Regions from separate parts of the Homo sapiens genome. Here region 2 is linked to region 1. A link is a loop called in an ENCODE intact Hi-C map of the cell type or tissue named here. Cell type or tissue: Caco-2. All regions are shown on one strand. Each heading gives the region's core, and the rest is flanking DNA. Links, peaks and the distances in the headings are about the cores only.

Region 1 (15,949 bases), core at 3,282-11,281:
TTTTCTCAAATGGTGACATTCAAAAATATATGCATGTTAACATGTTCAGAACAAAATTTAATAATCTTCAATCTGTAATTTTAAACTGCAAAACAGGCCAGGAGTAGTGACTCATGTCTGTAATCCCAACACTTTGGGAGGCCAAGGTCGGGGGGATTGCTTGAGCCCAGGAGTTTGAGACCAGCCCAGGCAACATTGCAAGGCCTCATCTCTACAAATAAAAAAAATCAGCCAAGCATGGTGGTGTGCACCCATGGTTCCAGCTACTCAAGAGGCTGAGGTGGAACTGCTTGAGCCTGGGTGGTCAAGGCTGCAGTGAGCCATGATCATTCCACTGCACTCCAGCCTTGGCAACAAAGCAAGATCACATCTCAAAACAAAACAAAAATGAAATGCAAAGTATAATTTATCTTTCCAAAATGATCCCAAGGAAAACTGCAAACTGAACTAGCATTTACTAGTTATTAACATATATAAGTTATTGTACTACTTATTAATAATTATTATAACTAGTTATTTAAGTAATAAATTATAATATTTAAAGTAAATATAAAATATAAAAGTATTTAATTATAATTTGTAATTAGTTATATTAGTTATTAATAATTATACTAGTTATTACATTAATCTACATTAGATTATACATTTCTATGCATCATATACAACTAAAAATGAGCATCCATGTTTTTTTTTCATTCAACTTAAAAGCACAGGAATCACTACCGCTTGAAGTAAACTTTGGGTCCGGTCTGTTAAAGTGAAAATCTGCTAAAAGCCATGAACTCTTTTCCTAGCTGCAAGCTCATTAAACAATAAATCTTATTTGTGAATTCAGAGAGAATTCCCACCCTGAATCATTCACTTATTTATTCAATTATTGAATGCCTATGATATGCTAAGTGCCATCCCAGGTGCTTAAAACAGATGAGTGAACAAAACGGAAAAGATTTCTGCCCTTCTGAAACTCATATTTTAATAGGCAGGGAAAGAAAATACACAATAAATGTAAAGAATTGTATGTATGCTAGTGCTATTAAAAATGAGTAAGGTAAGGAGACCTGGGAATACAGAAATTTGGAGAGGTGGGGACGTTGCAGAGGCAGCAAGATAAAGTTGTAAACAGAGGTCAGAGAAGGTCTCAGTGAGGAGGTGAAATTCAAGTGAAGACTTGAAGGACCCAGGAGAATTAAGCAAGAAGATATCTGGGTAAAGCAATTTCCAGGCAGAGGACCAGACCAAGGGCCCTAAGGAAGGAACAGATTTCACAGACTTCCCACAGCACATCCAGGGACACCCACTCTCACCCCTAGGAATCTCAGTTTATGAATAATCCACCTTTGTCTATGCAGTTATAATTTAGTAGATAATATCATGGATTTTAAAGTTAGAAAGGCTGAGATTTAAAGCCAAGGTATATTTACTGTGTGACCTTTAGCAAATAATATGGCATTCATAACTCAGGTTCCTCAACCAGAAAACTGACGTAATAATGCTAACGTCTACCCCATAGGATCTGTTTAAGAATAACGTATATAAAAAACTTAGCAGGGTAAAATTCAAGACATGCTAGTTCTTGTCAGATATGAACCCAAAGCACAGGTAACAAAAGCAAAAATAGGCAAACAAGATTGCATCAAACTAAACTAAAAAGCTTCCGCATAGCCAAGGAAACAATCAACAGAGTAAAAACACAATGTATGGAATAGAAGAAATATTTGGAAATTATATATCTGGTAAGAGATTAATATCCAAAATAAATACAAAAAAAAAACTCAAGCAACTTAACAAAAAGAAAACAAATAACTCGATTTAAAAATGGGCAAATAATCTGAATAGACATTTCTCAAAAGAAGACATACAAGTAGCCAACAGGTATATGAAAAATGCTTAAGATTACTAATCATCAGGGAATTGCAAATTAAAACCAGAATGACATATCACCTTCCACCTGTTACAATGGCTACTATCAAAAAAATGAACGATAACGTACTAAAGAGGATGTGGACAAAGGGAACCCTTGCATTCTGTTGGTGTGAATATAAATTAGTACGGCTATTATGAAAAAGGGTATAGGGGTTCTTCAAAAAGTTAAAAATAGTGCTATTATATGACCTAGCAATCCCACCACTGGGCATGTATCCAAAGAAAATGCAATCAGTATGTTGAAGAGATAGCTGTACTCACATGTTTATTACAGCACTATTTACATTAGCGAAGACATGGAATCAACCTATCTTGTTGTTTATCAACAGTGTTTATCAATAGACCCTGAATAAGAAAAATGTGTAATACACAGATACATACATACACAAACACACACACACAACAAAATACTACTCTGCCTTTAAAAAGAAAGAAATCTATCACTGTGGCAACATGAATGATAGTGGAGGACATTATGTTAAGTGAAATAGGCCAGGGACAGAAAGACAAATACTGTATGATCTCACTTATTGTGGAATCTAAAAACACTGAACTCATCAAAGTAGAGAGTGGAATTGTGGTTACCTGGGGTTAGGGGGATGGTGGGTGGGGATGTGTTGGTAAAAGTATACAAAATTTCCATTAGGAGGAAAAAGTTCAAGAGATCTACTGTACAACATAGTCACTGTAGTTAATAACAATATACTGTATACTTGAAAACTGCTAAGAAAACATGTTTTAAGTGTTCTCACCACACAAAATAAACGAAGTACGTGAGGTATTACATGTCTTAATTAGCTCAATTTAGCCATTCCATAATGTATATATTTCAAATCAAGTCGTGCACAATATATACATTTTTGTCAATTAAAACATTTTATAAAATTTGAAAAGGAATAATTCTTGTAATTACTGTTATTAACCAAAAATTACCCTAAATACAGCACACTGATTCACATATACACAAATACATACACAACTGAATTTGGGCATGTTTAAAAAAAGCTAGTAATGTTATTACTATTATCAAAATTGTTTTTAAGAGAACCAGAGTTTCAAGTAGTTACGTCAAATTATGCAACAACTACCTAGGTTTTCCAGACCACCTTAAAATCATAATGGTGTTTTTCAACTCACAGAACCGTTATTAAAGTTCAAATATTAACAAACTGGCAAACTTATAATCACATGGGGAATTGAAAAGAAATCATGAAACTCTGGTCCAATTTTTATCTACTTATTCATAGGAAGTCCCCAAGCAATATTATTCCAGCAAAAAGCAACTCACCACAGATTGAAGATTAACCCTTAAATTCCCTTTTATTTTTAAGGTCATAAATATTTCTATATTTGCAAGTGTTGTTATTGTATATTAACATCTTACCTAATATAATATAATACAAACATAATAGAAAAGTCAAAGAGCAGCTAAAAATTGATGAACACTTCCATTCTTTTCTTACATACAGCAATGCATGCAGGGGATGAAAAATAAAATCACCAGTCATCATTTTCTCTAACAAACAAACATAAAGAGTTTCTTAGGATGAACAGAGATTTTAGTAGCAGAATCCCCTGGGATAAGAATCAAGACCAATGTTATTTAATACATTCATAATAATCTGTTGGAAGAAATAGGCAACAAGATGTATTCGAGTAACAGAAAACCGTTTAGGTAAGTAGAAACCAGAAAGTCTTTGAAAGACTCCAGAAGGAACTAATCAAATATGCAGCATGATGAAACTGGGCTTAGTAATTCAAGTAATCAAGATTCTAACTTTACATTTTTTATTTATTTATTTATTTATTTTGAGACAGAGTCTTGCTCTGTCACCCAGGCTGGAGTGCAATGGCATGGTCTCAGCTCACTGCAACCTCTGTCTCCCGGGTTCAAGAGATTCTCATTTCTCAGCCTCAGCAGAGGCTGGGACTACAGGCGCGCACCACCACGCCGGACTAATTTTTGTATTTTTAGTAGAGACGGGGTTTCGTCATGTTGCCCAGGCTGGTCTCAAACTCCTGACCTCAGGTGATCCACCCACCTCAGCCTCCTAAAGTGCTGGGATTACAGGGGTGAGCCACCATGCCTGGCCTAACTTTAAATTTTGAGCAAAAAGACCTATTACATGAGCAATGGCTCTCTCCTATCAGCAGGCAACTGGGCAAAAATCTCCTTTACTATTTAAAAAATTAAAACAAAGAAGATTCCTCTATTTCTCTTAGCATTCCACATTTTATACCTCCCATTTTCTTCACAGCCTCCTAGAAACCTGGGGCGTGTCCCTCCATTCTACTGACATTGCTGTGAGCCATTTTTAATGTCTCAATCATATGAAAATTACATCTTAATCATGACCAAGACCACTTTTTTTTTTATTCCACCTCCTATCTTCCAATTTTTTTCCATCTCTACTGGAATAGCCTGCATTTAGAATATTTTTGCTCACCCTCCTAAGCGTTCTCTCTTTTGTCTCTCTCTTCTCAAATCCATTTTCATTATACTTTAATGAATGAAACATTCATTTGGAAGCAATGTGACACTCTAGACCCCTTCTTTCACCAACATTGCCTCTTAACGTTATACATTTGGATACTTTCACAACCAGAACCCAATCTAAGTTCTATGCACCCCGGCCACTAACAAACAACTCTCAACACATCAGATTACTCACAAACGAAAATTCCACCAATTTGCTTTTCTTTTCTTTTTTGGAGATAGGGTCTCGCTCTGTGGCACAATCATAGCTCACTGCAGCCTCGAACTCCTGGGCTCAAGGGATCCTCTCACTTCAGCCTTCCTAGCAGCTGGGACTACAGGTGTGCACCACTATGTCTGGCTAACTTTTTTACTCTTTGTAGAGATGGGGGTCTCCCTAGGTTGCTGAGGCTTGTCTTGAACTCCTGGGCTCAAATGATCCTGCTGCCTTGGCCTCCCAAAGTGCTGGGATTACAGGCGCATGTCCCTGTGAAAATAGGTGGCGCTGGGCATGGGGACATGCTACTGTAATCCATTTTCACCTAAACTCTGACTTTTTGCCAAGGATTTTAATCCCCTTCTAGTTTAACTCTTACTTGTGCTTCAAAGCCTAAAGTCAATACTATTTATTCACCCAAAGCAGCTTTAGTGTTTTGGGCAGAGTACCCAAATTTCTATTCAACTGTCAAAGTCACTGAAACGTTCACAGATGCTTTACATCCACCTATATTACTTCATCATAAACACAACAATGATTCCAATCTTCTGTGGACCCAATAAACTATCAGGTATCTGAGGACAGAGTTGAATTTTTTTTAATCAATACTGAACACCAAAGCCTAGAGTCAATACTAAAGAAATATTTAACTGAGCAAAAACAAAATGGCAAATATAGTATTATATTTTCAACCGTACAAGTAATAGGTTTAAAAACCAGAATCAACTGGTTTTTAAATTGTATCTCTATCACTTACTAGGTAGGTAACATGCAAACAGTTTAGTAAAAGGATGAGTTTTCTTACCTTTAAATGGCAATAGTAATGCCTGCTTTACCTACAAGATCATGAACACTGATATTTAGCACAAACCTTGGTACATGGTGAACATTCAGCAAACTGAGTTTCCTCGTTACTCATAGCATTTTCAATATAAATGTTAAACAACTGAAAACACAGTAAACAGAATCCATCCACTTTTTGCATGTGCTTGGTGGCTTACTTCACGCTAAAATGTCCTTTTGGAGAATGGTATTTTTTTGTAGAAAAGAGATAAGGAAAAGAGAACCAAAATAGTTACAGTGCTATAGAATCCACTTCTATAATTAAAAAGTAAGATAGGCAACTTAAGAATGAGTAATTACATGATTATTTCAAAAAATTTACTTGTTAAAATATTTCTAAATAATAGTACCATATCGGCTTAAGTTTAAGACTAATATCTAGTGGCAAATATTTGTTCAAATGAATGTCCTTTTTCTTCACAAGTACCTCAGTGTTAAAAATGTAGGAGACCTTCAATAAGTTACAGTTAAAAGATGAGTCACAACCAGAAAAGGAAGTAGAAGAAGAGCAATCCCAGAATCCCAGGCGTGTGGATGTTACGGGAAGTCAGGGACCCCAAACGGAGGGACCAGCTGAAGCCATGGCAGAAGAACATAAATTGTGAAGATTTCATGGACATTTATTAGTTCCCCAAATTAATACTTTTATAATTTCTTACACCTGTCTTTACTGCAATCTCCGAACATAAATTGTGAAGATTTCATGGACATTTATCACTTCCCCAATCAATACTCTTGTGATTTCCTATGCCTGACTTTACTTTAATCTCTTAATCCTGTCATCTTTGTAAGCTGAGGATGTATGTCGCCTCAGGACCCTGTGATGATTGCGTTAACTGCACAAATTGATTGTAGAGCATGTGTGTTTGAACAATATGAAATCTGGGCACCTTAAGAACAGGATAACAGCGATTTTCAGGGAACAAGGGAGATAACCTGAAAGTCTGGCTGCCTGTGGGCCGGGCATATTTCTCTTATTACCGAAAACGGGTAAGAGAAATATTGCGGAATTCTTTCCCCAGTAAGGAATATTAATAATTAACAGCTCTGAGAAAAGAATGCATTCCCAGGCGGGGCCTCTCAAATGGCCACCCTGGGAGTGTCTGCCTTATGCAGACGTAGGTAGGGATGAAACACTCCCTAGTCTCCTGCAGTGCCCCTAGGCTTGCTAGGATTAGGAAATTCCAGCCTGGCGAATTCTAGTCAGACCGGTTCTCTGCTCTTGAACCCTGTTAAGATGTTTATCAATGACAATGCATGCACAGCGGGACATGGAAGTTCATTAGTGATTCTAGTTTCGCCCTGACCTTGTGACCTCGCCCTGACCTCCTGCCTTGCGATCTTTTGTTGCCCTTAAAGCATGTGATCTCTGTGACCCACACCCTATTCCTACACTCCCTCCCCTTTGAAAATTGCTAATAAAAACTTGCTGGCTTTACCGCTCAGGGGGCATCACGGAACCTGCCGACATGTGATGTCTCCCCCAGCTTTAAAATTTCTCTCTTTTGTACTCTTTCTCTTTATTTCTCAGACTGGCTGACACTTAGGGAAAATATAAAAGAAACTACGTTGAATTATCGGGGACAGGTTCCCCCGATATGTGGAGGCGATGAAGGGGTAGGGGGAAGTGGCAACTACATAGCACAGACACAAAGACACAAACACACCATATCACCATGTAGAGGAATGGGGGAGCTGGACAGTGAAGTGGAATATGTGATGGCAATGGGCAAATGCTACCTGAGAGAGAAGGCCGGTAGACCAAGGCTCTTGCAAGGTGAGCAACTCCCAAAAAACGACATCATCCCACAACAAACCTCCAGCACTTCCCCCATCTTCAAAATAGGACAACTAACTGAGGAAGAATCTCTCCCGATCAACAAACCTCCAGCATTTCCCCAATCTTCAAGATAGAACAACTAACTGAGGAAGAATCTCTCCCAATTCCCCTGACTCTAGTGATAATAAAAATTTTAAAGCAGTATGACTTATAGGATTCTTATGAATAAGCCTAGTCGTAAGAGACAATGCAAAGAGCCCAACATAACTAAAAGCTCTTCATCTACTCACAAATACCTACCAAAAATTGCTTTATTGCTAAAAATGTCTTAAGCCAGGTGTGGTGGTGTGTGCCTGCAGTTCCAGCTAGTTGGGAGGCTGAGGCAGCAAGATCATTTGAGCCCAGAAACTCAAACCCAGTCTGGGCCTCATAGTGAGATCCCATCTCTAAAAGAAAAAAGAGGCCTAAAATTATATAAATTGTCTTTATTTCAAACATTTAAATTTAGAAAACTCATTTATATTAGTGCACAAATTAATTCTTCAAAATACAGTTGAAAATGATGTAGCCCCCTTCACTGTTCAGAAAGAAGACGACAACAGCTGTGTTTTCTCTGGAGTAAAGAGGTTAGAGCCCTGCCAATGGGACAAAAGGGCCAGGAAGGATTATAAAGCCAGTGGTTTTGCTAAATCAAATCACTGGTGGGGTGAGAGACTGTAAGAACTATTTTTTTCCTACATTATAAACTAAAGGAAATCATGCAGAAACACTAACGCTAAATTTTATGTAAGCTTGCACAAACACACAAATATATACACACATCCAAAATAGAAGTACGAATCAGTCAAGGAAAATTTGTTAGCAATGCAAAATGGTGCACCAAAGAAAGAAAGAACTCTTGCTCAGACTGGAGGTAGTAAAGAAAAGAATAAACAATAAACAATTATTTTTAAAACCACAGTATGCATATGGAAATTTTTTAGAAGTCATAGTCAGAGTAGAACGCTTATAAATTCAGGTTGTAAATGAATTCACATTGAAAACATCATACAAATTAATTCCTTTTATATTTTAAAGCCAAAAGTAGGTACAGTGCAGAACTTGAAAAAGACTTAGTTTCTATGAGAAGAAAAAGAAAATAAAATCTCAGAAACTCGGAAAATGAATTTTTATATCCCATGTATGCTGGATAAAATATTCATGAAATGAAATGATATTTCATTGTATATATATATTATATAGTCATGAATGAAGGTTTTAGTGACAAAGTTACTTCTGTCTAGACACCTCTTTGAATTTAAGCAAAACTTAACCTAGATGAGAAGCATTAGAACCACAAGTAAATAAAAATCTTTTTTTTTTTTTTCCTTTTTTTGAGACAGGGTCTCACTGTGTCACCCAGGCTGGAGTACAAGTGGCATGATAATAGGTTACTACAGCCTCCACTTCCTGGGCTCAAGGGATAATCCTGCCTCAGCCTTCTGGGTAGCTAAGAATACAGCCCCACTCTAACTCAGTTTTGTTTTGTTTTGTTTTGTTTTGTTTTGTTTTGTTTTGTTTTGTTTTAAAACGGAGTCTTGCACTGTTGCCCGCGCTGGAGTGCAATGATGTGATCTCAGTTCACCACAACCTCCGCCTCCCGGGTTCAAGCAATTCTCCTGCCTCAGCCTCCCTAGTAGCTGGGATTACAGATGCCCATCAACATGCCCAGCTAATTTTTTGTATTTTTAGTAGAGACACGGTTTCACTATATTGGCCAGGTTGATCTCAAACTCCTGACCTTGTGATCCGCCCGCCTCGGCCTCCCAAAGTGCTGGGATTACAGGCGTGAGCCACTGCACCCAGCCTAACCCAGTTATTTTTAATTTTTTTTGTAGAGATGGATTCTCATTATGCTGCCCAGGCTGATCTCGAACTCCTAGGCCCAAGCAATCCTCCTGATTTGGTCTCCCAAAGTGCTAAGATTATAGGAATGAGTCACTGCACCTGGCTATAAAAATCTGTTTTATTTACAAAAAGCAGCTTAGCCATAATGCTAGTACTTCTTAGTAAGATATTAAGAAACACCTTATTGAAAGTGTTTACCATTTGAGTACAATCTGAGAATATGCCAACTGGCATGTTCTTGAATTATTGGCTATATGGTATTTTTTCTTTTGTTATCAAAGGATTTTAACCATATGTATGACTACATGAAAAACATAACCATCTAACACATATGAGAAATATAAAGATAATACTGATCATACACTCCAAATTTTTTCTACATTTTAAAAATCCTAACCTAGAATATCTTAGAATAGAATAGACTATTGTACGTAATTTACTTATATTATTCTAACAAGGCTTTCCATTTTAAGCAGCAAGTTGACTTCCTAATGATAGAATATGACTATCAAAAATTTGTAGCAATCACTAGGATTGGATAAGCAGCGAGAAGAAAAATAAATTTTATATTAGGCTTGCATGAACTAGCATACGGTAACTAAAATAACTAACACTGATTAATATTGAACCATATTATTTTACATTATCTTTACTGAAGTCCATGAAATCGGTTCTATCATCTACCATTTTGCAAATAAGAAAACTAAAATAGGAAACAATCAATATTGCCAAAGTCACACAACTAAAAGAAACAGAAATTTTAGCTTTTTCTGGGTCAAGACCATAAGCTGTCCGCTATGGTATTAAAGCTTCTGAACAACTGCATAAGGAAGAAAGAGGCAATTTCCCCAATTATCCAGATGAGGAAATGGAGGATCACAGGGGTCAGGCTAATGAATGCCTCAGAAAGTCAAATCTAGGCCATCTGATTGTGGGCATATTACACCACTTCCTCACAGGGTGTGACACAGAGGGAGCACCGCAACATCTTTTACTCCACAGAAATGAAGAGGAACATGTAGGTCATGTGATAAAAACTGATTGGCGTTTTCTAGACAGATCATTAACTGAAATAAATGATTTGGATTTCCACAAAATTCTACCACACACTTTCTTTTTTGGATATCAGTTTTCATTAAGTGACCATTTTAGCCCAGGTTGAGGCCTCTCAAGGAAACTACAGATTAAGTAGCTTACTCCAGATTGCAGTTAATAAGTATGATGCTGAGATCCATCTTGGCTCTGCACATGAATAACACCCCTGATGCTACCCCTTCATTTTCAAGCAGAGTGTCATCTTAATGTGAGCATCAATACACATGATCAAAGACAGAATTAAACAATGAATGACACAATGCTGATTCAGAAAGTAGGGGGAGTCTAGCATTGTAGGAATATCTGAAGTCAGAAGGAACAGAATTGATTTTAAAGGAAGGCACAGCAGTCCACCAGAGCACAAAATATGCATGAGATCATGGTAGGAGATGATGCCTAAAAAAGTTAAATAGAAATTTGTGCCGGGTGTGGTAGCTCAGGCTGGGTGCAAGGGGCTCACGCCTGTAATCCCAGCACTTTGGGAGGCCAAGGCGGGTGATCACCTGATGTCAGGAGTTCAAGACCAGTCTGGCCAACATGGTGAAACCCTGTCTCTTCTAAAAATACAAAATTAGCTAGGCATGGTGGTGTGTGCCTGTAATCCCAGCTACTTGGGAGGCTGAGGCAACAGAATTGCTTGAACCTGGGAGGCAGAAGTTGCAGTGAGCCAAGATCACACCACTGCACTCCAGCTTGGGTGACAGGAGCAAAACTCTGTCTCAAAAAAAAAAAAAAAAAAAAAAAAAAATGCCGGGTATGGTGGCTCATGCCTGTAATCCCAGCAGTTTGGGAGGCCGAGGCGGGTGGATCATTAGGTCAGAAGATCGAGACCATCCTGGCTAACACGGTGAAACCCCGTATCTACTAAAAAAATTAGCTGGGCGTGGTGGCGGGCACCTGTAGTCCCAGCTACTCGGGAGGCTGAGGCAGGAGAATGGCGTGAACCTGAGAGGCAGAGCTTGCAGTGAGCCGAGATCACGCCACTGCACTCTAGCCTGGGCTACAGAGTGAGACTCTGTCTCAAAAAAAAAAAAAAAAAAAAAAAAAAAAAAGAATGCAGAGAACCCAGAATATCAAGATAATAAATTTGATTTAACTTAAATCAAAATACAGTAGGGAGTGTTTTGCATGCTTTTAAACTTGCAGGTGAGGAAATCCAAGTGGCAATTTGGAAGACTAAGCAAATAGGAAAACGCAGAATTGATTTTAAAAACAAACAGATGGAGAGGGAGACAAATATTACATAGGTCTAGTCAAAAGGAATATGGCTGAAATGAGAACAGGTGCTGTGAAAATAGAAAGATATACACGTGCACATACACACACACACACACACACACACACACACACACACACAGAGGAGTAAAGGTATAATATATAGTACCTGGCACTAGGTAAGACATAAAAAATTAGAGAGAAGATAATAAGAGAGTAAGTTTGAAGCCTGGGAGACACAGAGCAAAATTAAAAGAAACAAGAAAAGAATGGCCAATCATAGAATTTTCTGGGCGTAGGAAACACCAGAAATTAACTACTCATGATTTCACAGGGGTAAGGTAATTCTGAACACATAGGTTGCTATATATGGCCCAGATCCATGGACAATGAGGTTCAGAACTGGCAGTTTCAAGTCACATTGCCCTTTTTATTAGGGACCACTTCCCATCTCAGGGAAAACATAAAGATGGTTTACCTTCACCCATGTTGAATCTGAGTGATCAAAAAGATATCTAGACAGTAGTGACCAGCCCATCCTTGCAGGTAAGCACAAGTCTGAAGGAACAGGAAGAGGAACTAAAGTAACATAAAAGTTCACCAAGGAAGAGCATGTAAAAACCCATCCAGAGAAATGACCAGCACTCAGGGAGGTAGAGCAAAAAGAAGAAATTTCTATAAATAATATGAATGAGCTTAGAAACAGAATGTCAGAGGAGTGAAGAGGAAAGCTTCTCCAGGGTGCCACAGATCCAAAGTGCTATTTCAGCCATTTACTAACAGCAGGGGGAAAACTGCACATGTACCTTAAAGTACATTTAAAGTACCTTAAATAAAATGTTTACTTTCAATAAAAAATTTCTCTGCATATTTTACCATTTCAAATATATTTAAGGAACTAAGACACAGGATTCTACCTTTTATTAAAATCTACAACCAAAGGAGTAACAGTTAACTGTTCTGTAATAATGTGTAATCTAACATAACTTACTCCCAAGTCAAAAGCAAAAACTTAAAAATTCAAATAGTCATTATATTGAGCCACAGAAAATACACCAAGTCACTGCCTAAGTCATGTCCAATATTAGACAACTAAATTACCAAAAAGTTTCACAGATTGCTCAATGGAAAAACCTTTTAAAAATAACAAATACATTATTTTATTTGAATCAAGACCTATTTTTCTTGGCCAACCTACAAAAATATGTTTCTCTTTCTAAGAGTTCAGGACATTAATACCAAAGTCTCAGCCAGAAGTTTATGAAAGTATTACTGAACTGGATCTGTTTATGATTATAATACAAAGTTCTCAGGAAAATTAGTCCCCCAAGGGACTTAAAATATGAGTAATTCAAAAAGCCCAGATTTCTGCTGATATAATCAAACTAACATTCCTTGCCCTCCCCTCAAACTTTCTCCAATTTAATCTAGAGGAGATTCTTGAAAAGTTAATCATTCAATGTAAGAAAATATATACTATCTATGGAATAAGATTTTTTTATCAAAATGGTTGCTGTAAAAATGTTTTAAGAGAAGAACATTTCCAGATATACAAATTACAAGCAGAAAGCCCTTTATAATAACAAATGTATTCAATAAAAGCATGGTTACGCTAGGCTGCAAACGTATGTGACAGAGACCCAATGCCTCCACACATTGAGTCATGCCTCCCTCGAAAACAAAGCAAATTAAAAACTCAGAGGAACAGATATGGGTCCTGCCCTCTTTAAAAAGAAAGACATAATTAAAATGAAATTTGGAAAGTGCAAGGATGGGAAAGAATAAGACACTATTATGTGTGCCTCACATTGGTTTTGGCAGGGATCGGGTATGGCTAAGAATAATGAGCTGAAGGAGGCAGGTGGCAGGAGATCAGAACAGCAGATCCTAGGCAGGAAAAAGGGAAGAGTTGGCCAGCATGTTCAAAGACCCAGAGATGCAAGAACAGGGTAGATCTGGAGACTAGAGTGAGTTCAGCAGGGCTGCCTAACCTGGGAATGCACCCTGGAAGCAGCTGCGATCCACATGGTGAAGGAACATCAGGAAGACTCAAAAAGGACAAAAACACCAATATCAGCCCTCACACTTAGAGTATTTCATGTGTTTTAGCTACTGTCTTAAGAGCTTTCCATGACTCATCTTATCTCATCCTCACAATCCTCTGAAATATATCACAATAGATTATGAAGCTTGCTCTGACACTTAGAAAGTTCAGCAGCTTGGTCAGCATAAGACATGCTGTGCAATTCCAATCCAGGTTGCTGCAACTTCAAGCAGCTGTTAACCACTTCACCCACGGTGTTCCTGGGTATGGTCAGAGCCCCAGAGTGTGTCAAGCAGTGCTCCTGACCACACATCAGTCTAGCCACAGTGGACAAAGAGATGTAAACAGGGAGGAGGGCTGCAGTGTTGTGTAGTGACCCAGGTGAGAGCTGTTGACAGCTTGGACTTTGGAAGTAGTAATGAAGATGCAGAGGGATGAATGAATTTAAAAATACAATTGCCAAGATTAGAGGCATACAGAAAAGAGGAGGAAAAAGTAAAGAACACTCTAAATATCAATGGCTGATAAAAGGTGCAATATCAGGATCCTGGACTGTCTTTTCCTTAGTGAAAATAGCCTCAAAATAACATCATAACTATCACATTCACACACCAGCACATATTCACATTCACACGAGGCTTTGCTATGAGCTGCACAAATTCTGTATTTATTTTGATCAAGCATAAAATTAATTTAATTAATTAGGACAAGTTGACATATAAGAGATAGAAAACCAAAATAAATAAAGGTATCAGGGAACGGTAAAAGACATTTAAACATTCTGTCATTCTAAACACTTACATGCAATTTCAGAAATTCCACATTTGATATCTAATATTAATTTAATACTTATTTATCCTGTGTATATGTGTGCATAGCTGTTTCTGGTTTACATTTTGATATTACAAATAACAGGAAAAAAAAAGGAAGTCACTGTGGCTATCTCTGGTACTTTTGTTGTAATTGCAGATGGCAACACTTCATCATCTCAACTTCTTAAACATCAGAAAGGGAAAAGTTTGGAAACATCAAGAACAATCTAAAATCAGTTGCTTCCTAGAGTCAACGAATCAATATATCCAAAGACACAGAATTCTTACCAGCCAGGACTTCCAAATACTCATTTAAGCCAATAAATGATGGAACAATGAAAGAAAGAGAAAGACTGCCAGATCCAAATAGGTAGTAAGATAATGAGAATACAAATTGCCAACAACCTTTCATGGTATGAGAAAGGTTACAAATGAGACACTAATATCTGTTGACTAAGCCCCCAAATAGACCAATCCCATCAACAGAAATCTTGTATCTTAAGAAGGTGTGCTTTCTTCAGTGAACCCGAGCAATCGAGAAAAACATAGTATGTTTACGTTTGGCAAGAAGACCACATTCATTCACAAAAGTTTAAATATTTCACATAGGTGGCTTCTATACTATCATATAACATACAGTCTAAGACATAACAGGAAAAAAGTTAACACAGAAGTAAATTACAAAGCACCCCGCTTTGGGATATACTAAGGGAAGAAAACACTATTGATTCTGTTCAGACAGAATTTATGGGCAAAAGTTACTGTTGAGAACACAGCATAAAACTCTTACTTTTCAAGAAGCACTTAGTGAACTACCCATCTTAAAAAAAGAAAATCTTGTCCTTTTTCTGTCCCCGTCATTCTACTCATTTTCATTCTGGCAAAGTATGCAAAAACAACAACTATCAAATAGGAGATAGGAATGCTCAGGGGTAATAACTCAATTCCAGTTGAAAATATAAAAATATGAATCAAATACGAAATTTAGAATATGAAAAGAATACACAAGTTATGCCAAAGGTAAGAACTTTCAGAAAGTCTCATTTGATTTATGTGCATTTCAGAGTGACTGACATCTGAGCAAATGCTAAAGAATTGAACTCAATGCTCTAACAGAGCAAGAAGAACCCAACTCTCACCCCAAGACGTCCTTTTCCTTAACTGTTGTTTATTTGTTGGAGGAAAGGGGAAGGTTTTGAATGGTCTGTGCTCCTAAACAGTATAGGAAGCCCACTTGCAGCCTGTATGTTGGCCAACTCCATCAACAGCCTTCTGCTTTAGAGAATGTGTAAAGGGAGATATTTTAAAGGTATAACTGATCAAGTCAGTTTAATAGACTGCATACAACATCATGTCACAATGTGAGGTGATAGAGTGAACAGGGTCTCTTGGGCATTGCTAGTGGAGTGCAACATGGTACGATGTCTACTGAGGTCAGGTTGACAACATCTATCAAAGTTACAAATGTATGTAATATTCCTGTACAATGTGTAAACATACAATTTCATTTTTAGGCATACTTCTGTGAGAAACTCAATACAAAATGACTTATCTATAACAGGTTATTTACTGCAGTATATTTATGCAACAGCAAAGGATAGTAAATAACCTTAATGCCCATCAATAAACACTGGCCCAGCTATACAAAGGAAAATTA
Region 2 (15,949 bases), core at 2,714-10,713, 49 kb after region 1:
TGTTCTCTGCCTCTAGTCCTTTCCAACTCAAATGAAAATAAAACAGTACCTCTTTCATCAGGGTAATGTAAGGACTAAATAATATAAAGGGGTTAAACAGTGCTAGACATATAGTGTGTACTCAGTAGAGAGTAATATAATAACCATTACTGTGATCATTACCCCAATATTTCTAAATAATCATCACATATATCATTTAAAAAATAATGAATCTAAGCAAGTAAACAAATTTCACCTACCTTTTAATCATATCTACTGTAATAAAAACACAGAATCTATATAGTTAACAAATAATTTATTGTATATTTCAAAGTAGCTAGAAGAGAGGATTTGAAATGTTTCCAATACAAAAAAAGATAAATAATTGAGGTGTGAATATCCTAATTACCTAGATTTGACCATAACACATGGTATGCATGTATCAAAACATCACATATTCTCCGTAAATACATAAAATTATGTATCAATTTTTAAAAATCTATAGAATCTAGACATTTGGCTGCTCTACTGAAAAATTTTGTTGAATAAAATGTTTCTTTTGTTCAATAAAGTATTGTCAGAAAGTGTAGTGCCCAAATATATTATTTATACTTAAGACAGAAAATACTCAAAGTAATATGTTAATCTGCAGGTAGTTTCTGTCATATACTCACATATACAATTACACGAAAGGTAGTATTTTAGCAAATGTATTTGCATAGAAGAGCTTGCTTGCAATTGCTATAACAGTATCAATAATACACTCAGGTGAACATTTGTATCATTATCAGTAACAATGAGAACAGCCTGGCAAATAGGATCACTGTCACAGCAGAGAAGAAACAGAATTAAAAATGCAAAGTGAAGAAGAAAAGAGTCTGCAATAGCTGCAATCAGAACTAAAAGTTCCACTCAGCAACTGAGTGAAATCACTCAAAAACATAAGACAAAATTTAAATTATGTTTAGAATACTCTGTTTTTAAAAACTAGGATGTAAGTATTTGTTTTAAAGCCTCTAACAATACAGTTTTACTGACTGATTGACTGGTTGAGACAGAGTCTGGCTCTGTCACCCAGGCTGGAATGCAGTGGCACAATCTCGGCTCACAGCAAACTCCGCCTCCTGGGTTCAAGTGATTCACCTGCCTCAGCCTCCCGAGTAGCTACAGGCTACTACAAGTGTGCACCACCATGATAAGCTAGTTTTTGTGTTTTTAGTAGAGACGGGGTTTCACCATGTTAGCCAGGCTGGTCTTGAACTCCTGACCTCAGGTTATCCACCCGCCTCGGCCCCAAAAAGTGCTGGGATTACAGGCGTGAGCCACCACGTCCGGTCTAATGACATAGCTTTAACCATGAAGCAGTAAACTCATCATTTGTTCTAGGAGGGATATTTTTGAAACACTGGTGCACTGGTCAATGGTAAAGATATGGAAACCTTGAGGATACCAAACAGGCTATTTATATACAGTGAAAGCTGTATTTAAACCACTGTCAATCCAATAGTCTCCAATGTGAAAGCAAATTAGAACTTATCAGAGCAAACAGAAGCATATGAAACATAGTAATAACAAATTTAACATGGACTTCTACATCATGAGGATTCAATAATAACAACACAGTCTGAGCAACGTTACTAGGGCAAAAATTTAGTCAACTCCAAATTTAATACTTTGGTGGCTATCTTAATGTGCTGAGAGAAACATAAACATGAGGATTTTAATAATTTCTGGATTTTAGTGTCTGTAAACATTCATGACAACCTTTGCTGCTTATTAATTTACACCCCCCAAAATAAAAATAAACACCAATAAGAACTATATAGTCACTCTTAGAACAAGGTCGCAAAAATACACATCTAAAAATTGATATGCATTAATATTACAATGCCCTTACTATAAGGAAAGTTCTCTACCAAGAGGAAGCAAAATTTCCAGAATCATCAAATTAAAAACTGTAAGGAAAAAAGCAACAAAATGGGGAGAGGTGGGCAGGAAAACTCTAAAAACTTTTAGACAATGTTATTACTTAGACACAGATTCTGTTGCTGTCCAATTACAGGGTTAGTTATTCAGTTGTTAGGTACCTCTGTACACCTCCATTTCTCTCCCTCTTCTGTCACCCATCTGTATGTAAGTCTACAAGAGGCACTATTAACTCAGAAGAGGAGGCCTTTAAAAAATAGCACAAACATAGGACCAAAAGCAGTACCCAATATCTATAGTAAAATAATCAAAGAAAAGTATATTCTAACCCCCCAATAAATTCAAGGACTGAATTAGCTTGGACACAATAAAACTGCTTGCCCTACTTGTGTTTGAAATTTTCCTCAGGAGAATACATTGCATACATGATTTTGATTAAATAATTAAGACCATCTTCTTAAGATTAGACACAAACATTGTGTTAATGTGTTAGTCTGCAACAGACAGACAAAAATAATTAGCATTTATCTCTATATACCTGTAGCTCTCGAAATAAAATATGGACTGGGGGAAAGGGGATTTGAGAAGAGGAAGATAACAGAGGGAGCTCCAGGCCCTGCGGGATGTCTCTTATGGTGGGTGATGGAGCTCATGGATAGGGTGGTGTTTGCATAAACTGCAATGTGAAGGCTGCTACAGCGAATGCTCTATCATGCAGCCCTTCTTGTTAGTTCTTCCAACATTAAACTTTTTGTTTGCATTTCAGCAATATTTATAAAATAAATTAAAATAAATACAGTCTGGATCTTCTATTTGCACTACCTCGTCACTGAGTACTCCCACGCAATTTCAGGTGCCACGTTTACATTTATGTCCACTGTCAAATTCAGGAAGGAGTCCTAGATTTGATTACCACGCTGATGAGAAAGAACAAAACCCAATAAAACAAGTCAACGAGGCCAGGTGCAATGGCTCACACCTATAATCCCAGCACCTTGGGAGGCCAAAGTGGGAGAATTGCTTGAGGTCAGGAGTTCAAGACCAACTTGGGCAACACAGTGAGATCCTGTCTCTACAAAAAATAAAAAAAAAAAAAATAGACAACTGTGGTAGCACTTTCCTGTAGTCCTAGTGTAGGAGGCAGGACTTGACTGCAGAGGCAGGGCTTGGACACCAGACCAAACTGAGGACTGGCTAAAACAGGGCTGGGACAGAAGCAGTTTTCCATCAAACACACTCACCAGCTGTCATGTCAGTTTACTACTGCCATGGCAACACCTAGGTGTTACCTACTGTTTCCGTGGTAATAACCTAATGTCCCAGTTACTACTCCTTTCCTAAAAATTTCTGTATAAACTTCCCCTTAATCTGCATGTAATTAAAAGTGAGTATAAATATGATTGCAAAACTGCCCTGGGCTGCTACTCTCTGCCCATAGAGCACCCCTGCTCTGCAGAAGCAGTCACAGAGCTGCGACACTGTTGCTTCAACAAAGCTGTTTTCTTCTAGCCCCAGCTTGCCCTTGAATTCTTTCCTGGGCAAACACAAGGACCTTTATGGGCTAAGCCCCACTGTGGGGCTCACATGTCCTGCATCAGTCCCAGCTACTCAGGAGCCTTAGGTGGGAAGATCACTTGAGCCCAGGAGTTCAAGGCTGCAGTGAGCCGTGATTATACTACTGCACTCCAGCCTGGGCAACAGAGCAAGGCCCTGTCAGTCAGTCACTCAACAGCATTTTCTCATCAAAGGATGGCCAAATGACATCATAATGATGTTGAAATCAAGGTTTTCTTATGGTTGGAAGTGCTGTAAGACCTGAGTCATCACAGTACATAAAGGCAGCATAACCCAGGTCCAAATAAATAGACCCCGGGGCAGGTATAGGTTCATACAGCCTACAATTTAGACTCAGCAAGACTTCTTCATCTCTCACAATGATGTGCTTCTATCTGATGGATCTCTGTTACACATCTGGATGTGTATTGGTTTATGATTTCTTCTTGGATTTATGATTGCATGAAAATTATAAGGCATTTTTATGGAGTTTTCACACACACATACACACGCGTGCACAAAGTTTAGTAACAGTGTACTAGAACCCACCACTTAAACGGAGGGATCTGAAATTTTTTTATTTAAATAAGGCACTACATTAGACACATGGAAAAACATGCGACCCACGTCACAGATGAGTAAGCTGAGGCTCAGAGAGATGACATGAAAAGTCAGTTTTCCAGCCAAGACTTCAGGCTCCTGAGCCAGTGCTCAATCACAAATCACAAATTATGAAATCAAATCTATTAAGTTCCATTCCTAGCTACCTGTGGATACAAATGTTGGTTTGTTTTTTAAAAGAGAAGAATTTTGTTGTTTTCCTAGTAGAATTATGCACTGAGAAATCATATCCTGATTTTAATTCATAGAACGATTTCATTTTGGGAAGAGGAAGAAACGTTACATTAGCCATAAACATATATTGTAAGAGACATCCAAATTTCAGAAATGTTAAGATAGGAAAAGGAAAAAAATCTATCATTAAATGGAGGAAGTACTACATATAAAATAGGAAAGCATGCCTGCAAGGAAACAAACTAGATTCAGTGATTCCCAAACTCTGATCTCAGGGCCCTTTCACACTCTAAAAATTGATGACCTCAAAGAGTTTTTGTTTATGGGAGGGTAGAGCTAGTGATATTTACCATTTTAGGAGTGAAAATGAGAACAACTTTAAAATATGTATTAATTCACTTTAATAATAATAAAACTCATCACATGTTAACACAACTCAATTTTATGAAAATTGTATTTTATAAAACAAAGCACATTTAGTGGAAAGAGCAGCAATGTTTAACATTTTGCTTAATAGAAGACATCTGGATTCTCATATCTGCTTCTGCATTCTCAGCTGCCATATGAAAAAGTATATAAAGGAAAAACAGAACTTCACAAATATGTAGCTGGAAGAGGGAATAATATCTTAATAGCTTTTCCAGAAAATTTTAGATTTTCTTCTGTGATACCACACCATAACTCGACCAGTGGTGGTTTCTCAAAGGTCAGCTACAATGTGAATGTGAAGTTTTCTTTCTTTGTTACATTAAAATCTATTTGTCTCACATTTTGAATTAAACTTCTACCCACGAGAAATTCCATAACATTAGTCATTTGGAAAATATTAGTTACTGAGTTATGCCAATCTTCCAAATGTTGATACATTTCTTTATTTCAGAAAATCACATGTTAATATCTCTGCCAATTTAATCAGAAATATCTTTATGTACTGGGAAGCAGTCATGCTCACAGTGGGACATAAGTTTTCCAAAACCTAATTTTACCTAGAAAGTTTGAATTTTATCTTTAGCAACAAATATTGCCCATTTTTTGCCTTACAGTGACAGGCTTGTGTCACTCATTTTTAATAAACTCTCTGCCAGACACTCAGGTCTGAATAACCAGTTTTTCTGTCCGTATTTCAAATGAAAACGCTGTTCTATGAGAAAACCTCACCATGTAAATCAAGCCTTCGCATAAAAGTATTTCTCAAGACAACCACTGAGAAGCTGGGCGTGGTGGCTCACGAATGTAACACTAGCTACTGAAGGAGGCTGAAGCAGAAGGATCACTTGAGCCCAGGAGTTCAAGGCCAAGCTGGGCAACACAGTGAGACCTTACCTCAACAAAAATAAAATAAAATTAAAATTTAAAAAGGAACCACTGAGCTTCCATATGTTGGAGAAGTGTTTTATGCCGACATCATCACACAAAATGTTAAATTGTATATTAAAGTGTCAGATTTTAAGTAATTAATTTTGTTTCTTCATCAAAAACAGTGGGTGAAAATGGCTTTTAAAAACACTGCGAGTGTGTGGGGTAAAGAATACATTTGGTGCCACCGTCTTGATTTGTGCCAAGTGATCTCTACATTTTTGCCCCTCAGGTCCTGGGCACCACTGATGTAGATGTCAACTCGGTGAACAACACAAAATCGCGTTTCATAATACTCTGAAAACAGTACTGCACTTATGGCCTTCCTGAAATGATCTTAGTGATCCCTTAGGGCCCAGAGACCACACGCTAAGAACCACTGGCCTAGACCTGTGATACTGGCACATCAGTCACCTCTCTGGGCCTCCATCCCTAATTTATAAATTCAGAGGCTGCATTGCTGGGTTTAGAAGTTCCCTTTAATACCAAAAAGGTGCGAGTACACATATGTTCATATACCCCCAACCAGTGATCATCCACCAAACCTCATCCTGAGAGAATAATAATTTATGAAAAATGTACTAGAAAAAAACATAAAAGCACTGCAAAGCAGTCTCAGCAGCCATGCTCAGGGTAACTCCCAACAGGTCAAAGTACGACAAGCAACACAGAGTTCTAGAGAATGGTGCAGTAGTAGTCACAAATGGCATGAGATCTTTTCACGAGTTTCACCTTATTTTAAGGAAAGACATTCATATAAATATGTGGCCTTATCAACAAAATGAATCATGAAACACAACTGCCTGATTCATCTAAAAGTTCACCTAAAAGGTTCCCCACCTCTAACTGTCCTGACTAATATAACATTGCATAAAGAAGGTAATTTTGCTTTGGCCTCGGATGAATAAAACATGATCTTCTCACCTATGATTTGCTACGTTTCTGGGGCCCATGGCCTATTTCAGCATTATTAATAATCTGATGTAATTTGTGTTCATTACAGTAATTAGAAATAATAGGAGCTTCTCATTTAAGGTAATTTGGTCACATTATGGCCACTCCTTATCTCAAATTTTAGCAAAACTGATGCATTTTAAAATATGATAAAACTTTCTAATCCCATAATCTTCTGATTTATTTAATATATAGATTTTCAAAGTATATCCTCTGAAATATTAAAAAGAAAATTCAAAGACAAGGATCTTCAATAATTAAGCTGCTGCATGAAGCACAGAGCGACTGGTGCGATGTCACTGGGTCCAGAATGAGGGTGGAGACTGTTTGATGTGTACACTGCTTTGAAGAGGGGATAAAACAGCAATAAACCTTCATCACAAGATCTGAAATTCTCCATGGCACTAATGCACTGTAAATATTGATGTCTCTCTCTAGGTAAGGTGCCTTTTAAATAAGTGGAAGAAATGGTGATCTAATTATGAATTAGAGCAAATACCAAAGGGCAGACATATACATTTTTAACTGTTAAATATCCCACCCTTTCTTCTCATCAACTTGCCCAATGTCTCTCTTCCTTCATTCTTCAAGTCGTTTTTCAACTATTTAACCACTTAAGGCAATGAATAAAACTCTGCCAAGAAGACAGGCATAAATCATCAAGGTATTTAATCGAATCTAAATATAATATGCAGTTACATGTGTGCTTTTAGAACTTATGATACAAACAGCAAAATTACTCTTCATGCAAAATGAAAACTGTCTCTCTCCCATCTTCAGGGCAATCATACATTTCCTAAAGAGACATCTAACCATGGGAAGAACCAAGTTATTATCACATGCTGTGGGGATACAAACCTGTCATCACGATTGCAAAACCAACCTTCAGATATGTGTTACTCCTTTTCATAAAGGTATTTATCCATACTTCATTTATTTCCTAGAATCTTTGGAAGAAATTTGTGGAAGGCAGGGCAAGAAATAAGCTTTGAAAAGCAACAAATGACTCAGAGAGAAGGATATAAAAATGAATCTTATCACCTTGTTATTAAATTTTTTTTCTATATAAGCAATAAATACAGGATACTATGGTTGGAAGATGCTTAGTGATAAACTGAAATATTACATTTTACAGATAAGTGCAATGAGCACCACAAACATAGTTTAAGGGCTAGGTCAATCACTATACTCCAAGAAGACCCAGCTGCATTGGGAGTACTTGGTAATTGACTCTGTGCAATTCAGATCTGATCACATTGCTATCCAGACAAAAATAAAACGTATCAAAAGTACAAGATGCCTATATGTTGCACTTGAAACAACAGGTGATTTAATGGTAAGTTTAAGATACATTTCTGTGGATAACAGGATGTTTTCAATGGTTGCACTGAATCCAACACACATAAGGAGGGAAAATAAAGTCAAGGGGAAAAAAACATATGCAATTTTCTTTCGAGACGGAGTTTCACTCTCGTTGCCCAGGCTGGAGTGTAATGGTGCGATCTCGGCTCACTGCAACCTCCGCCTCCCAGGTTTAAGTAATTATCCTGCCTCAGCCTTCCGAGTAGCTGGGATTACAGGCATGTGCCACCACGCCCAGCTAATTTTGTATATTTAGTAGAGACAGGTTTTCTCCATGTTGGTCAGGCTGGTCTCAAACTCCCGACCTCAGGTGATCCACCCACCTGGGCCTCCCAAAGTGCTGGGATTACAGGCGTGAATATATGCAATTTTCTAATGACATATTAATGTTTCCATCCAAAAGCCAAGCATTTTTCTGAGGCATATTAAATCTATACCATTACAATTCTCACTCTGAAACTGACAATATAACCACTCTGATCAAAAATCTTCTAAACACTCACCTGAGTACAAGAAAAAATCTGAATAAGATTGTATACATTTTATATAAAGGCTGTATATTAATGTTATATAAATGTTAATATTGTGGTTGTGACAGAACAGGAACTTTTCTCAAAATCTTATCATTGAAATGAATCTCTCTGTATCATTTCTTATACCTGCATCAGATTCTATGATTAGCTCAAATTTAATTTTTTTTTTTTTTTTTTTGAGACAGAGTCTCGCCCTGTCGCCCAGGCTGGAGTGCAGTGGCACAATCTTGGCTCACTGCAAGCTCCACCTCCCGGGTTCACGCCATTCTCCTGCCTCAGCCTCCCGAGTAGCTGGGACTACAGGCGCCTGCCACCACGCCCGGCTAATTTTTTGTATTTTTAGTAGAGACAGGGTTTCACTGTGTTAGCCAGAATGGACTCTATCTCCTGACCTCATGATCCGCCCACCTCGGCCTCCCAAAGTCCTGGGATTACTTTGGGGCGCGTGAGCCACGGCACCCAGCCTTTAAATTTTTTTTAAAGCACAAAGAGTTAAACAAAATCCCAGTTGCAAATTCTCAATGTCAAGGCCTGCCGCAATCGAGACTTAGGGTACCTTCCTAACATTATTTCCGATAATATTCTTCTTATCACCCAATGTTTAGCCCCTACAGCCACTGCCGGTGCCCTGTAGCCTGTCCACACAGACAGCTCCCTGAACATGCACCACAGTAGACAACTGCATGGCGCACCAGTGCTGCAACTTCCATTATCAGGAACCTTTGCCCTCCTCTCCACCCACTTCAGTGTGTCCTGTACTCTACAAGTCCTCCTCAAATGACAGCACCTCCTCCAACCCATCAGATCTAGTATTTGTGTCCTGGCACCAAGTGTTTTGCGGACTCAGAGAGGGGTCTTTGAGGACAGTTTAGCAGAAAGACTGTTTCTAATATATGGCAGGATTAAGGAATGACAACAAAGGGTATAGTGCCCTCTGCTCACATGAGGCAAGGGGAGCTGTGACATTCCCCAGAGGGCCACAGCTGCACAAAAGCCACAGCCAGGAAGGCTGAATAAGCCTGCCTTTTCCATCTTTCCACTTCTGTCAATGCCCTGCTGCTGCAGTCCTTGCAGGCACAAGGCAGACGGCATAGAGCCTGGACAGTCAGTGTGAGGGGCTGGCCTCTTGGCATATGGAGCAGAGCACAGATAGGTGTGGAGGATCAAAGGAAACAATCCAGCTCAGACGTACTAGTAAAATTCCTCTGCCTCTTTCTCCTACTGCACCTTGCTTCTCCTTTTTTGTCTTTTTAGAGACAAGGTCTTGCTCTGTCACCCAGGCTGGAGTGCAGTGCAAGATCACAGCTCACTGCAGCCTGGAACTCCTGGGCTTAGTGCTCCTCCAGCCTCAGCTGCACCAGTAACTGAGACTATAGGTGGACACCACTACTCCCGGTTAATTAATTTTTTATTTTTTGTAAAAACAGGATTTCACAGTGTGGCCCAGGCTGGTCACAAACTCCTGGCCTCAAAGTGAAACTCCCATCTCAGCCTCCTAAAGCCTTGAGATTACCAGCATGAACCACCTCGCCCAACCTGTTTCTACTTTTAACAGCATCGGCCAGTTATTCAACTAGAGGACAAGTATTGACTCTATTCATTTTTACAACTCATCCACTCTAGACACACACCCCAACAAAGTAGGAACAAAATGTTTTAAAGTTGGCTAAGATATATCAGTCAGGAACAAAAATACTTCCCAATTCGTTTTTTAAATAGATGTATTCCAATATTTTATTTTTATTTTAAACTTTTATTTTAGCTACAGGGGTACATCTGCAGGTTTCTTTTTCTTTTTTTTTTTTTTTTTTTCTTTTTTGAGACGGAGTCTTGCTCTGTCACCAGCCTGGAGTGCAGTGGCGCGATATCGGCTCACTGCAACCTCCGCTTCTCAGGTTCAAGCTCTTCTCCTGCCTCATCCTCCCAAGTAGCTGGGATTACAGGTGCCTGCCACCACATCTGCATAATTTTTGTAATTTTAATAGAGATGGGGTTTCACCATGTTGACCAGGCTGGTCTCAAACTCCTGACCTCAGGTGATCCACCCGCCTCAGCCTCCCAAAGTGCTGGGGTTACAGGTGTGAGCCACCACGCCCAGCCCCTGCAGGTTTCTAATACAGGTAAGTTTTGTGTCACAGGTTTGGTGTACAGAATATTTCACCAACCAAGTAATAAGCATAGTATCCAACAGTTGTTTTATTTATTTATTTATTTATTTATTTTTATCATCACCCTCCTCCCTTTCCCTCTCCCTCTCTCCACCCTCATGTAGGCCCCAGTGTGTGTTCAGGGACTCCTTTCCTTTCATCCCCAGGGTAGAACAGAGTGGTTAAGGGGCATAAGAAATGGACATCAGAGGTGAAAAGCCTTTGACTTCTCTCTTCCTGCCTCTCAGGCGAGAGTGAAGGACCTGGCCTGAGGCAATGATGTAAATGACCAGCTACTTATCAAAACAGGCATTGGCTACTGAATCCTGTGCATAAAAACGTGGTATCCCCAGGTCCTTTGCTAAGCCAGTACAGTTCAGGGGAAAAGTTAGTTGAGCCCCTGCCAGACACATCAGGGAGTGATCTGGCCACCCAGAGAGCAAATGGAAAGCAGCAGTTCACAACAATGACTTTTCCTCTTTTATATATATTTTGGTGTCCTTATTTTGCTATGGGAGAGCTACCATCCAGCTACTTCAACCAATACATATTTGATTAGCATCTAACTAGACATCATTATCCTAGTGATTTTCAAAACTAATAAATATGGGGCCAAGATGTTGAGAGTCATTTACTGTAGAAAAGTAGAAAAAAAAAATCACTCTAAAGTGAATCCCATTCTGACCATTCATTCATTTATTTGAGACAGGGTCTTGCTCTGTCTCCCAAATGGGAGTAGAGTGGTACAATCATAGCTCACTGCAGCCTTAACTCCTGGCCTCAAGCAATCCACCCGCCACAGCCTCCTATGTAGCTGGGACCACAGGTGCCCCCCACCATGCTCAGCTACAGGCACACACCACTGTGCCCTGCTAATTTTTATCTTTTTTTTTTTTTTTTTTTTGAAGCAGCATCTTACTCTGCCTCCCAGAGTGGACTGCAGTGGCACCATCATTGCTCACTGCATCCTTGAGCTCCTGAGCTCAGGGAATCCTCCTGCCTCAGCCTCCCATGTAGCTGGACCCACAGGTGCCCCCCACCATGCCCAGCTAATTTTTTTATGTTCTGTAGAGACAGGGTCTCACTTCGTTGTCTAAGCTGGTCTTGAACTCCTGGCCTCAAGTTATCCTCCCGCCTCAGCCTACCAAAGTGCTGGTACAGGCATGAGTCATCATGCCCGACCTGGCTAATGTTTCTATTTTTTAAATTAATGGGTCTCGCTATATTACCAAGGCTGGTCTCAAACTCCTGGCCTCAAGCAGTCCTGCTGTCTCGGTCTCCCAAAGCGCTGGGATTACAGGTGTGAGCCCCTGCCCCAGGCCTCTGACCATTCAAAAAGGAACAAATCCTCTAACAGATTGCTACTCCCCAGCGACTGGCTCAGGACAGGTAAAAGGCAAATGTTAGTAAATGTCCAACAGGGACAGTTAGAAGAGTACTAAATACCATGAGAAGCCCAGATGAAAATAACTAAAGGTATTTACATACCTGGTACCAGAGACTTTCACTGAGAGAATATTATGGAATTATTTTTCTAGATTCTTTTTGTACTTTCAGAAACATACCTTAATGAGCAATGAGGAGATTGAAGCTGAGACCAGGGGAATATAAGGTGGAAAGAAACTGAGAGAAGAAAAAAGAAGCAAGTTAGAGGGAGGATAGAGGGGCATGTGAACAGGTAAGAGTGAGCTATTTTCCTTAAAATTAAAAAAAAAAAATGCAAGGTGCAGTGGCTCACGCCTGTAATCCCAGCACTTTGGGAGGCCAAGGCGGGCAGATCACCTGAGGTCGGGAGTTCAAGACCATCCTGACCAACATGGAGAAACCCTGTCTCTACTAAAAATACAAAAAAAAAAAATTAGCCAGGTGTGGTGGTGCATGCCTGTAATCCCAGCTACTCAGGAGGTTGAGGCAGGAGAATAGCTTGAATCTGGGAGGCAGAGGTTTCGGTGAGCCAAGATCGCACCACTGCACCCCAGCCTGGGCAAGAAGAGCGAAACTCCATCTCAGAAAACAAACAAACAAAAATGTGTTTCTCTTGCAGATGATAAACAAAAATGAACAAAACATGAGAAAGAAAAAAGACACTTTGGGAGGCTGAGGCAGGTGGATCACTTGAGCCCAGGAGTTTGAGACCTGCCTAGGCAACATAGTGAGACCTCGTCTCTACAAAAAATACAAACATTAGCTAGGCACAGTGGCACGCATCTGTGGTCCCAGCTACTCTGGAAGATGAGGCAGGATAATTGCTTGAGCCTGGGAGGTCATGGCTGCAGTGAGCCCATTTCATGCCACTGCACTCAAGCCTGGACGACAGAGTGAGACTCTGTCACCAAAAAAAAAAAAAAAAAGAGAGAGAAAAAAAAACAGAAAAAAGGGGGGAAGCTTATGCTATTGTTATTTATAATATTGCTTTTCCTCATATATGTGCTGAGTAGGAGATGTGCTACCTTTCTATTTCCATATGGCCAACAGCCCCAGATAGAATGTAAGACCCACAAGGGGATAGAACGTATCTTTCTTCCTCACTGTCTCACCCTCAGTGCCCAAAACAGTGCCCGGAAAACTAAATACAGTTGATTCTAGTTTTGCACAATAGTTATGTTATATAAAGTAACTGTAAACACTGAATTAGCAAATACTCAACCACTGCTCCTAGGAGAAATACAAGGTTAGGTGGAGCCTCTGACCACAACCCTGTTGTTCACCATTCAATACAGAGCCTTGCCTTAGGTGTGATCTGTATAAAGACATCTTAATTAATATATATTGCTGATTAAACTCACGGCTAACAGGACTATAACTCATACCTGAACAAAGCTTACCTAATAATATATTTTCTCCGGAAGGTATATCACAGACTAACTGTGCTTAGGAATGCTAGACATCATGTTGGTATTATGCTTGGGCGCCATTTTAACAGCAAAATCACCAGCAAAAAGCACGAAAAACATGGCACCAAATAGCCCATGAAAAGGACACTTTTTTAAAATATGAAAACCAGAGCAAGAAGGCAGTTTCCCATTCTTCAGCCTCAACTGGAAACATATTAGTCAAGTGACTCAAACTGTTTGCCATCCAACACATGTTCATGAATGAGCACAAAGGTGCCCCGAGTATTAATTTAGGAGCTACAAATAAATTTTAGCAAACAGCTAAAATCACAAATACGGACTTCACAAAGCATGAGAATTTTAGGTAAATATTTGCTAAATGAACGACTCTCATAAATCTTTAAAGGAACTATACCACTCCCTCTGTCAGATTCCATTCCAGATACTGCTCTTGTGCTTATTTTCTTCATAGGCAATCTTTTGACAGGAGTGTGCTGTTTCATTGCTCCTCTCGAGTACTCAACTAACATAGTTTTTGTTGTTGTTGTTTGTTGTTGTTGTTGTTTTGCCAAGAGTGCCATAAATGTCTTTCCCTTTATCAACCCATATTTTTGAGCCCCATGTCCCTAGGATCTCATAATATACAACATAGACCTGGTCTCTGCCCTCGTGAAGTTTTCAGTGCCCTGGAGAATGTAGACATGATCCAGCACTTCAGCGTGATCCTGCTGCTTCATAAGTACACAGCACTACAGGAACATCTAAGAGAGGCACTGTCTTTAAGAGCTTTAGCAAAGACTTCAAGTGAAAAATAACTGCTAAATTTTACCTATGAACCTTTTGCATTCTCCTGCAGGCCACCTCTTGTGGAAAGCCTCTGACCACTCCTCCACAAGCTCCTTTCGTGGCTGCCAGATCGTGTCATTGTGTTTGCCATGCTGCCCTCCTAGGTTTTAGGACCTTCCTCCTCATTGGCAACCCACTCCTAGACAACCTCACCTTTCACTGTCATATCCACAGAGGCCAGGCCCTTAAAAGTATCCGAGACAAGTCTCAATCAATTTAGAAGTTTAGGCCGGGCACAGTGGCATACATCTGTAATCCCAACACTTTGGGAGGCCAAGGCAGGCAGATCACCTTAGGTCAGGAGTTCGAGACCAGTGTGACCAACATGGTGCAACCCCATCTCTACTAGAAATACAAAAATTAGCCGGGCGTGGTGGTGCCCACCTGTAACGCCAGCTACTCGGGAGGCTGAGGCACAAGAATCCCTTGAACCTGGGAGGCAGAGGCGGCAGTGAGCCAAGATCATGCCACTGCACTCCAGCCTGGGAGACAGAGCAAGACTCTGTCTCAAAAAAAAAAAAAAGTTCATTTTTGCCAAGGTTAAAGATATGCCCCCAACACAGCCTCAGGAGATCCTGAGAACAATTGCCCAAGGTGATTTGTTACAGCTTGATTTTATACATTTTAGGGGACAGAAGTTATAAGCAGACATCAATCAATACATGTAAGGTGTACACTGGTTTAGTTTGGAAAGGTAGGACAATGAAGCAAGGGATTCCGGGTCATAGATTCAGAGCTTTTTGACTGTCAATTGGTTGAAAGAGTTAAGTTATTATCTAAAGATCTGGAATAAACAGAAAGGAGTATCTGGGTTAATATAAGGGGTTGTGGAGCCCAAGGTTCTTACTATGCAGATGAAACCTCCAGGTAGCAGGCTTCAGGGAGAATAGATGGTAAATGATTTTTAATCAGACTTAAAAAGGTGTCAGACTCCTTGCGAGAGAGATTTGTGGGGCCATTTCAAAATACATCACAGAAATATATTTTGGGGTAAAATACTTTGATTTCTTTAAGGTCCAGCTACCTGTCATTTTGTTATATATTTTATTGCTACAAAGAGACTATAATGTGGCTGTTTAAACGTTTTGGGTTTTTTTTTTTTTTTTTTTTTTTGAGACAGGGTTTTACTTTGTCACCCAGGCTGGAGAGCAGTGTCACGATCGTAGATCACTGCATCCTTGAACTCCCAGGCTCACACGATCCTCCTGCCTCAGCTTACCAAGCAGCTGGGACTACAGGTGCGTGCCACGATGAGTGGCTAATTTTCTTATTTTTGTAGATACAGTGTCATGTTGCCCAGGCTGGTCTCAAAATCCTGGGCTCAAGTGATCCTCCTGCCATGACCTCCCAAAGTGTTGGGATTAGAGGCACGAGCCAGCCTGTTTTAATGTTAATGCTGGTCAGTAATACCTGAATTCCAAAGGGAGGAGGGTATAAAAAGGTACATCCAATCCCCCTTTCCCATCATGGCCCGAACTAGTTTTCAGGTTTACATTGGTATGTTCTTGGCCAAGAATGGGTCCATTCAGTTGGTTAGGGGTCTTAAAATTTTATTTTTTGTTTACAGTCTGTTTTGGTTTTGTTTCAGGGCAATGGTGGTGGTGCCTGGCCAGATGAATGGGGCAGAAGGAAGACAATACATGAGCAGAGAAAACTGCATGTG

The links. A loop is a pair of places that touch in the nucleus more often than their neighbours do. Peaks named below come from ENCODE experiments on the same cell type or tissue, not always from the same donor. Only the 100,000 strongest peaks of a DNase experiment are listed, where the experiment ranks them.
Region 2: a loop joins it to region 1, with 5 times the contacts of the local background. A loop is called at or near these places in 4 of 110 quality-filtered maps.

Annotation. Positions count from the first base shown.
Region 1 is chr10:34,420,799-34,436,747 of GRCh38, forward strand. All of the region lies in intron 5 of PARD3 (par-3 family cell polarity regulator), which reads right to left. Among named protein-coding and RNA genes, the nearest start is that of PARD3, 390 kb to the right of the region's middle. RefSeq lists an enhancer at 6,135-7,334. In Caco-2, for the core only: no CTCF peak of the experiment used is centred there; a DNase peak (open chromatin) is centred at 6,633; H3K4me3 peaks cover 210 bases.
Region 2 is chr10:34,470,543-34,486,491 of GRCh38, forward strand. The region is part of intron 3 of PARD3 (par-3 family cell polarity regulator); the gene reads right to left. Among named protein-coding and RNA genes, the nearest start is that of PARD3, 340 kb to the right of the region's middle. RefSeq lists enhancers at 14,084-14,584, 14,585-15,085. In Caco-2, for the core only: no CTCF peak of the experiment used is centred there; DNase peaks (open chromatin) are centred at 6,879, 9,179, 9,499 and 9,969.